2 separate regions of the Homo sapiens genome follow, and region 1 is linked to region 2. A link is a loop called in an ENCODE intact Hi-C map of the cell type or tissue named here. Cell type or tissue: natural killer cell. All regions are shown on one strand. Each heading gives the region's core, and the rest is flanking DNA. Links, peaks and the distances in the headings are about the cores only.

Region 1 (5,335 bases), core at 263-5,262, 450 kb before region 2:
AGAGGTGTCTTCAACAAAACCTGTGTGTCTATTTCTCTAGCTACCCCCCTGTTTTCACTGCTCCTTCTCCGCAACTGTGGGTGGATGGGACTGTTAAGCCCATGGGCATCTTCTCTGAGGAATTAAGGAGGGGTATTGGTGAAGGGTTGAGAGGTAGGGGCTTGACAAGGAAGGAGAAAGAGAGTAGCTGTAGAACCACACAGTGAAGGTAACTCCATTTCTCTTTCCCTCCTGCCATGAACATTGCAGGGCAGAAAAGACAGGGTGTGTAATTTCGATGGTTAGAATTGAGGGGAGGAGGTGGGGCCGCCCCCCGGCATGTCTGCAATGGCAGGGTCAGTTTGGGTCTCACCAGCAAACTTTGTAGTAGATTCTGCATCATCCCCCTTATGTTTTCTCTAATGTACTCTTTATTATTCAGCTGAATATTTCTCTTCAGATGATGTTTTTTTTCAGTCTGATCAAAGCTGCTTTTCTTTTCCCAAAGCTTTACTTGGGTGGCCCTCCCTGGGACATCTGCTCATGGCCGTTTTGAACTTTTCTCTCTGCACAACTGCACAACTGCCAACTTTCCCCAGGTTTTCTGAAGCCAAGTGAGGCTGAAAGAAGGATCAAAACAGTCTGTCTTCTTGAAACATTTGCAAAAGATGATTTATTTTACCCTGGTGGTATCCAATACTTTGAGAATACATATTAGGAATTCAACACATTTTTCATTGTAGAAGAAAAAAAAAAAAACCAAGCCAACTTGTCCATGGCCATTTCCCCTTTCAGTGTTAGTTTAAAATGTTGGTATTCTTGCCAGCTATATGGCCGTGGGCAAACATTGGCACTCTGGACCTTTCTGTTTTCTCAGTTGTAAAATAGGAATTATATAATTCTCATTTCTCTAGGTTGTTGTGAGGATTAAAGGAGATAGTAACTTATATATGATGAAAGGGTAAGGGCAATGAGAAGGAGTGGGGCCCAACAACTTCCTCTCTTGGCATCTCCTCTGTAGAAATTTTTAGATTCTTTCCAAGAGCTGCATGTATTGGATGTTCAGTGCAATATTGTTTGTTATAATAAAAAGGATGAAGGATGAGTAAAGAAATCATGGCACATTTACATTGTGAAATATTATGCAGCAGTTAAAAAGAGTAAAGCACCTCTGTATGGATAAATACGGAAAAAGCTTCAGGGCCTCTTATGTCAATCAAAGCAAGTTGTGGCATAGTCATTTCCTTTATGCTGAAAATAATTACCATGTGTAGTAGGCTGAAAAATTATCCCCAAATGCTGTGCATGTTATCTCATTTAGAAAAAGGATCTTTGCAGATCTGATTTAGGATCTTGAGATGGGGAACTTACTGTGGATTACCCAGGTGGACCCTAAATGCCATCACAAATATGCATCTAAGTAAGAGGCAGAGGGAGATTTGACACAAACAAAAGAGGAGACCATGGAGGCGGAGACTGGAGTGATGTGACTACAAGACAAGGAATGCCGACAGCCACCAAAAGCTGGAAGAGGCAAGGAACAGATTCTCCCCTAGAGCCTTTGGAGGTAGCACGGCCCTGCTGACACCTTGATTTTGACCCGGTGAAACTGATGTGGAACTTCTGGCCTCCAGAACTGTGAGGGAATACATTTATGTTGTTTTAAGCCAGCAAGTCAGTGGTAATCTGTTATGGCAGCTACAGGAAACTAATATACTGTGACATATGCATATGTTATAATGCAAAGAAAAGCAACAGCCTGAGAAGATGCACACCCTAATTGCTAACTGTGGCTTCCTCTGGGGAGGAGAAGGAGATGTTCGATTTTGCCCTGATTTATTTGGTATATGGGTTTTTAACAGTGCATATCTATGCATGTAGTACCTGTGTGTTTTCTAAAATAGCAATATAGACCAAATTAAAAGCATATCTAATTGGGACAGAAATTTAGGATCTCACTTCAGAAAAATCATCAGATAAATGTATCTTAGGGGGTGACAAGGCATCATTTGTTTTATAGAAAAGAGGCTCAGACCTACTGAGCACTGTTAGTTGCAATGATATTGAATGCCTCTCAAGAGGGAGATTGGCTTATTTACCCACTGACTTTTGTCCCTTATTGCTTGAGGGCTGTCACCAGATGTGTTAATTTCCCCTGAGCTTCCTGGCACAGCAGGCAAGAAAGCAGGAGTGATCAGGTCCTTGAGGTGGGGACCGGCAGTACACAGGAGGATTGTCTGCTGTGGGGGCAGCTGGAGTCAATCGGGGGCCACGGGGACATAACGTGGGTGTGTTCACTATATTCTCTTATTTTCTGGTTTTTTATGCTCTGGTGTCTGGTGCCTTGTGGACTTAGGGAAGGACTGCCCCTCCGAGGGTTAGCTAATTCTTAAGAAGAGAGAGTAATCAACTGGCCTGTGAGCATACCTTTCGTGTGCAAACCAACCAATTCTGAGTCTATATCACCCATCTTCTTTTATCAGCTTTCTGTCTGTCCTCTGCTCTATCACCTATAGCCCAGAGCCTGCTGAAATTATTCAATTTCAGTTAGCTTAACTTTCTTTGCTCATTCCGTACTGTGAAAACCACAGTAAAGGCTTCAGCTGCATTTGCTCTCGCAATTTGCCTGCCCATCTCAGCTCCTGTGGCCCTGTGTGGCATGCCGTACTTCCTGTTTCTAGCTGACTGTGAATATATCAAAAACTTATTTCATGGCAATTATTTTTGTGTCTCTGTGTCTTACCAAACACTGCAGGTGCAGTGTTTGCTTGAAACAAACTCTGGGTACATTTTAAAATAATGGGGCACAAAAAGCATCTGCTGTGTTGGGTAGTGGGTGGGGGTGGCTGGCTTTCCAAACAGAAAAGAGCCTTGGAGATTGGAGGAGCCCTCTTCACCAGCAGACGTGCAGTGCCACAGGCCAGGGAACAGTGTTTCCACCTCCCTGATAACCCCTCTTATCTGACAGCTCATTTTGCAGAGAGCTTCTCACGTGCCAGGCACTGTGATAGTCTGGAGATGCAATTGTGAGCCCATGTCCTGCCTGCATGGATCAACCCATCCATTGAGCGACAGACATTAAATGATCAAATCCAGTACAGAGTGAAAAGGGGTGTGCTTGGGAAGGAACAGTGTGTTATGGGAGCACACGGCGAGGACATCCAATTCATTGAGGAGTCTCAGGGGAAGGCTTCCTGGGGGAGGTGGTGTCTAAGCTGAGACCTGAGCAATGGAAACAGGAGGAGGGGTCTATTTCAGGCAGAAGGATCAACACATATAAAGGTGTGGAGACAGAGTGGGTCTGGCACTGTCCAGAATTGAAAGAAGTTTAGCATGGCTAGAGCACTTCCGGCATTTAGGTGTTCTCTAAGGAGACTTTGAAGGATATGATCCAGTTTGTGGCAAGTGGCCTGCAGAGGAGCAGGAGTGGGAGCAAAGGGGGCTGTTGCACGTGTCCTGGTAAAGAAGAGGGTGCCTGGGCTCAGTCACAGAGGGTCTAATGAGAAACGGATTGGTTCAAGAGCTGTTTAGGAGGAAAAATTTGCAAGACTTAGATGTATGGGGCAGAGGAAAGGTGGAATGAAGGTCAGGCCCAGATTTCTGGCTTGGGTATCTGGGTGGACAGTGCTACCTTTTAGCCAGATTGGAAACAGAAGGATGGGAATCCATAGGAGAGAGGATGAGATGGTGAATAAATTAGAAAGTGGAGAACTGCTAGGTGACCCTGTGGTCCCTCCCTCTCTCCTTCACTCTTAGAAGTCTAACTGGGATAGGTGGATCACCTCACTTCCTGGTCCATGTCACTCCAAAGGGCTTCAAGGGTGGTCTTTCCAGAAGAATGCGGCTAAGTGATCAGCCTGGAGGCTGCACTCGATTCACACAAAGCTGGTGAATAAATCTTGTGGAAGTGTGCAGCAGGAACAAAATTCTTGGAATTCTCAGGTCTGTTTGGGTGCTGTGGCTCCTGAGCACGGAAGTTGGAAAAAGGTCGTTGCTCTGAGGGCTGATTAGTCACTGCATTCGGTAAGGGCACACTCCTTTCTTCTTAAAAAAGTACCATTGAGGACTGCTGGTGTAAACACGGCAGCATAAACTCTGCATCCTCACCTTACCCTGGAACTAGCAGAAAGTAACAAAGAAGATGGAAGACAAAATGCAAATTCCTTTTTCAGATAAATTAGGAGGCAGTCACCAAAATACTTGGGAACAGCGTAAGAAGCAGCCAGTTTCATGCAGGTGCAGTGTTGGAGGAAGTGAGAAAGAGTGGAAGAGGGAGCCCAAGTTGGCAGATCTCAGAAAGCACCAATGAAATATGCCGGAAGGTGAGTGACACACCTGAGGAGCAGAATCACCATCCCCCGCTTGTCTGCAAAAGAGGGTGTGGAAATGGGATGGGGGCAAGTTTAGTGGCTCAGAGGATCCAGCTGGACTATTGGGATTAGAAAAGCAGAGGACACTGTGATACATAAAGAGCCATGCCAACAAGCCATATTTGCAGGATGCAGCCTGGTCATGGGGTAGATGAGAAGAAGAAAGCATCTGCATCATGAAAACCGGTTGATTTCAAATTCCACCGGGGTTCTACAGGAACCTCTTTCAATTGACTGGTCCAACTCATACAATAAAAACAGTCCAGCATCTATGCAGAGATACTGTGAGAAAAAAGGAGACAAAGAACAGCAATGTTTCTTAACAGATGAGGGCTGGCCACCTGAAAATATTACCTGGAGACAGTGGAATTTTGAGCAATCTTATCACAATGAATTTTTAAAACTTAAAGTACCCTCTGTGAATAAATACCACAAAGCAGAAATGCAAGAACTCAAGAAAAAATGGTAAAATGGAAAGATGTGAAATATGAGCTGGAAAGAAGTAGGGAAAAGTGGAAAATAACAGAAAGGGTGAATAAATATTAGGTAAAACACAGTAAGTCAAATAGAGTATAAAAACAAGAACAGTGAACAAAATGAAATGAAAATAGTTAGAAAGGATTAAAGAGAAGGTAAGAAACATATAAGGAAGATAAAGGAGAGCCACCGTGTACATAATTGAAGAGCCTAAAGAAAAAAGTAAAATAAAGTCATGGAATGGAAGAAATATTTAATATTTAGCTCAAGAAAATTCTCATGAAATAAAAAGACTTGTGTTTACCTTTTCTAATAGGGCATATTGCACGCCAAGAAAAGCTGACCCGAAACAGTCAACACTGATAGATCTTAGGAATGTTACTGGATGTTAAAGAAAAAGAAAGAATTCTTAGGGCAGCCAGGCAGGGTAAAAAATCAGTTCAATCTTAGATTTCCCTTAACCTTACAAAACAGTGGAGCAGAACCCATAAGCTATTCAAAGAAAGAAA
Region 2 (5,335 bases), core at 71-5,070:
CACCATGTTGGCCAGGCTGGTCTTGAACTCCTGACCTCGAGTGATCTGCCCACTTCAGCCTCCCAAAGTGCTGGGATTACAGGTGTGAACCACCACACCTGGCCTACAAATTTGTATGTATCTATACTTTTGACAGTTCATGGAATTTATGATCTGTTCTATTTATCTATTTATTCTGGTGCCATTATCATAATTTTTCAGTTATTGTGGCTTTATTTTCTTCAAAAATGTCCATGGCCATTATCTCATATTTATTCTATGTGATTTACTTCAGAATCATATATTTTGATACACTGTTTGCTCATATTGTCATTTTATAATGTTAACTAGTTTTACAGTATTTTTTTCTGGGTTTTACAGTATTTTTTTCTGTTAGCTTATCTACTTTCCCCCTAAAATTATCATGTATTTAATCATGTCTAAATAAAAACCAAAGGGGAACAGAAGAAAATTCCAAAAAATAATTGTTGGTAGACCTGAAGGTTGCCCCCAAGTTTTCAGTTTATCTTGGTGATATCCATGTACCCATTCTGTGAATGTTACTGAATCCTAAGGTAGAAAGAGTCTCTACCTCTTCTAGGCCTGCTTTTGATCTCCAATTAGTGGGGTCTGTAGTGGTCTACTAGCATTTGTTAAATTCATTTCTCATGTCATCCCACCAATTGTCTCAGGAAGGGAAGACATTGGCTGGTTCTTGGTGTCTTCCTGAAGTTGGTCTGTCCTTCATGTTATATCAGATAAAAACTTCTCAACACCTGTAGAATGCAACGGACACCACTTCCCTGCCAGCTCCCTGTTTTCTCCTTTTCCTTTTCTTGGTTTATGGAGTTTTCTCCTTACTTTCCTTTTTCTTTGTAGTTTTTATCGGTTTTTTCCCTTACTTCACCATCTTCCCAAGAAATCTTGAGTTAGATCACTTTGTGGAACTTAGTATGAGCAAGCTATACCACTAATAAACATTAAAATAATGAGATAGCCTAAGAGTAACTGCTCAAAGAAAATGAAGACTATCCCCGAATTCATGCATGACCATAGCATGTATTTTGAAAGAAGAAAGAAAACATAGCAAACCTTGCCAATCAATAAGCAATTTGCCGATCAATAAGTAATTTCCCTGTACTATTCAATGCAGGCAGATCTCCACAGTGGGCAGATACAAGAGTTTTTTTTTCTTTTACCATGGGTAAAATTTCTTTTATTTGAGAAAGTAATGTGTATACATAGTTTTAAAAAATAAAGACAAAGAATATACAGAAAAGATCTTCCATCCATTCCTGCTCTGCACCCCTCTACCATCTTTCAGTATTCTCCCTAGAGACAAGCCCTGTTATTTATCTACTGGTTTACAAATAGAGAAATCTTTCATTATCCCTCAAATTAAAACTGATCAGCATATTGAGATGATATGATGTTGAGAAGATACAGTATTATTGTAACTGTTAAGAAAAGCTAGAATAATATCAAAGGTATTGTAGTGGATAAAACTTAGGCAGATGCACAAAAAAGATGTACCACCTCTCCCTTTTTATTAATGAATATGAAAATAATTTATAAATTACTTACTCAAACAAACATTTACTGAGCATCTACCATATGCTAGGGACTGTCCTAAGTGGTATGGACAGAAAATGAAGCAAGACGTACTCCATCTATTACCTTCCATTTCATTTTATTAAGATAATTGTTAATAACAGCTGACGTGTTATATTTTAAGTGCTAAATCAAAATGTCATTGCATAAAAGTCATTTGCAAATCAAACGGAACAATCTGAGCACAGATCTAAAACTCGTAATGCTTCCTTGGATCCTGGACCATAATACTGTACTTGTGGTAAGCTCAGAGCAGGAGGGAATAGCCTGATGACAAATTACCCCTCATCTTAAATGTTCTAACATCCCCTATACTGTCAGTCGACCTTGGGTGTGTTCACACACAATAGCACACAGGAAGACGCGAAGGTGACGTGGCCTTCCTGTTTGGGCAAGGCATAATCTTAACATAGAAGGTGCCTGTTGCTCATTACGGGCAGAAAAAAGAGCCATTATCACTTACAATTGGACAGACCTCTTTGACTTTGGCAGGGGCCCGCCAACCTGCACACCAGAGGCACACATAGGGAGTGAGGGAGGAATGTTGAGAAGTGATTTCCCAATGGCCCATCTCTAAGGAAGTAGTCTCTGTTTTTTCAGTTCACACTTTACCACAATGCTTACCTTGTGCCAGGCCCTATTCTAAGTGCTTTTCATATATTTACTCATTTAATGCTCACAACAGCCCTATGAGGCAGAAACTACATTTATTCCCATTTGACAGATAAGGAAACTGAGGATCAGAGAGGTTACGTATCCTGGCCAAGGTCACAGAGTTAGTGAGCTGTCTATACAAGCCACATGGAGTGAGGTTCTGGAGATGGAAGTTGGGGTTAGTCAGAACAGATGCCTTAAAATGTCCTTGTCAAAGTTGCCTCTTCTATGCAAAATGATAATTCTGAAATCAGCAACCTAAAAAACAGCAGCCATCTATTATGACCTCACCACTGTGCTATGTGTTTTATAAATGAAAAGCCCAATCCTAACAAACCCTTTAAAGTAGGGACTTTAACCACCCATTTTATAGATTAAGAAATTAAGGTCTGGAAAGTAACTTCCCCTAGCTAGTGAGATCTGAAGCCAGGATCTTAGCTGTCTGACTCCAGGACCCATGCTTTTTTCATTTCACTGTAGTGACTATGTGTGAGTGAGAAATTCCAACATCATCACAATCAGAAAAATAGTGGCTCTGTCTACTCTGATGGTTTATGCTTGTGCTAACACAGGCTGTCCTCCTAGTGGGGAGAAGTCTTTGGCACAAGTAATTAATTTACATTAATGCTTAGCTCTCACTCCTATGTAGTATTCATATTTGACACAGTACAATTTTTCTCATTTTCAAACACAGATTATTCACACCATACATATGTAGCAGATAATTCAATAATAAATTGACTGTGATCAAACATTTGGCAAAAGCTTGAGAAGTCAAATAGTTTTTAAAAAGTCTGATATATCCTTAGACTTCCAAATTGTCTCCATTTTAAGGTTAGAGCATCTAAAAGCAAACCCAAGTACCTGTTTTATAATATTATAGCCCCCTACAGAAATGCCTCCACAAGTTAGGGCACTTTAGAAACTATAGTGAACCATCTGAATGGTTTTCTAAAACTATCCTTGAGGACATAGATTATTGTGTTAATCAAGGTTCCCTGATCCTTTTGTTTAATAACAGAAAAGAGGCACTACCTTTTCCTTTTCACTCGTGCATAGATTATTGTGTTAATCAAGGTTCCCTGATCCTTTTGTTTAATAACAGAAAAGAGGCACTACCTTTTCCTTTTCACTCGTGCTAACATGAAAATATAAGAGCAAGCATTAAGGCCTAATTGTATAAAAGCTGTATCATGTCTCATGTGGTAAAAACACACAGTCCCTGTTATCCCAGATGTTCTCTGAAAGTTTCTATACCTAATTATCCTATTTACATTTTAAACATTGTTGTTGCTTTCTTTTTCAAGTAGGTGAAGTTAGAAATAAAAAATAAATATTAAACTTTGATATATTTATTAATTCAGAAGTTGGTCAATCTAAAGTTCAATAATCTATGAAAAATTACCAAATTCACAGTACTCAACAATAAAAAAGAACCAGAGAAGTAAAGACCTCTAATGAAATGTGATTGGTACATCTGCCCTGAAGAGAGCTTTTTGAAAGGAAGGAAAGGAGGGAGGGAAAAAGGAAAGTTGAAGGCTGCAGACATTTCTAAGTGGATAGACTAAGTAGGAGAAAAGTTAATTACCAAATGGTTAAAGTCAAAGTGTAATACTGGGACCTGGAGACCTGGGAGACTTCTGGATTAAACAGATGAACTTACGTCTGCTCTCCCCTCCTTCTGAATCACCATAAAATGATAGCCCACAGTGCCTGGGCCTTGGAGAACCCCAGGAGATAGAGCCTAGGACCTCAGAACGGCTGCAGAAGGGCAGAAGACACTCCTTGACCCCTCTCTATCCTTCAAAGTCCCATCCCCTCTCTCATCCAGTGGAAGACACAAGACTTCCTATCAAGTGAGACTGAACTACAGGCAGCACCAGGGGCAGTAACACAATAATGAAAACGCCTTTCCACTAAAAGAGGAATTAGGAGGAAACAGAGACAAAGCAGAGATCAGAAGAAAAGTACAGAGGGATAATACTGCATTCATGAAATAAAGTACAGAATGCTATTTTCTAAAAGGAGGTGGGAACATTCAGAGAATAAAAAAGAGCTCTTGGATACTAAACTTATGATTGCTGACATTCAATAGAAGAATTGGGAAATACAGTTGAGAAAATCTCAAAATAGACAGAAGAACCCAAACAAACAAGGAGACACAAAAATAGGGGGAAAACATACAACAAATGGTAAGTCCAGAAAATGCAACAGAGGGCCAGAAATAAAGATAGAACATGGAGAAAAGATAATTCTCAAAGAAATAATTCAAGGATTTCACAGAACTGAAGAACAGGTGTCTGCAAGTGTTAAGTCCCTCTGATCGAGGAGACCACAAAGGCATATCATTGTGAAATGTCAGACACCAGGGATAAAGAGAAGACTGTGAAAGCTTCCAGAGAGAATGAACAGACCCCGTGTAAAGGATCAGGGGTCAGGCTGGCATTAGGCTCTCAACAGCAATGTTAGAGGCAATGGGTAATGTCTTCCAAATTTGGAGGGCAGATGGGCATAAAGATGTCTGCAGATATGCAAGATTCCAAACTATCTCTCATGAACCTGCCAAGATAAAGGAGGGGGTTACAAGAAAGGGGTGGTAAACGAGAAGCCAAGTGAATTCCCAAGAAGTTGGGAAGTGAGGACAGAAACCCTGCAGCCAGTCTGGAGGTGAACTGCCCAAATGGGAAGGGAACACCACAGTTCCAGAAATACCCTCTCCAAGGAAAACAACACAACACACTGAGAGGCTGTCTGGTGTGTTTAAGCACACTATGTTTAGGAAAGAATCAATGATAGGTACACAGAAACCAAACAAAGAAAAAACAAGGCCGTTTTCAACTCAATTATGCTTAAGGAAACATAATCATGGCACACTACGTACTTATCTACAAATACAATGTGCATAATAATACAACCACTACATTGTATTATTGTATAATAATTGTATAATAATACAATATACTAATTGTATAACAATACAATCACTGATTTAACCAAAAGTTGTGATGTGAAATTACACTGGCAAGATGGAACATAAAAACATTCATATTTTATAGTAGAGAGTCAATAAAACTGAAAGACATAGTATTTA

Evidence for each region. Hi-C counts contacts between places; a loop is a spot of excess contacts. Peaks named below come from ENCODE experiments on the same cell type or tissue, not always from the same donor. Only the 100,000 strongest peaks of a DNase experiment are listed, where the experiment ranks them.
Region 1: a loop joins it to region 2, with 4 times the contacts of the local background. A loop is called at or near these places in 1 of 110 quality-filtered maps.

Annotation. Positions count from the first base shown.
Region 1 is chr3:43,021,768-43,027,102 of GRCh38, forward strand. The region is part of intron 1 of GASK1A (golgi associated kinase 1A); the gene reads left to right. Among named protein-coding and RNA genes, the nearest start is that of GASK1A, 45 kb to the left of the region's middle. In natural killer cell, for the core only: no CTCF peak of the experiment used is centred there; DNase peaks (open chromatin) are centred at 2,174 and 2,614; H3K4me3 peaks cover 353 bases; H3K27ac peaks cover 1,290 bases.
Region 2 is chr3:43,475,798-43,481,132 of GRCh38, forward strand. The region is part of intron 11 of ANO10 (anoctamin 10); the gene reads right to left. Among named protein-coding and RNA genes, the nearest start is that of SNRK-AS1, 130 kb to the left of the region's middle. RefSeq lists an enhancer at 2,950-3,522. In natural killer cell, for the core only: a CTCF peak has its summit at 2,905; DNase peaks (open chromatin) are centred at 1,954, 2,394 and 2,764; H3K27ac peaks cover 2,846 bases.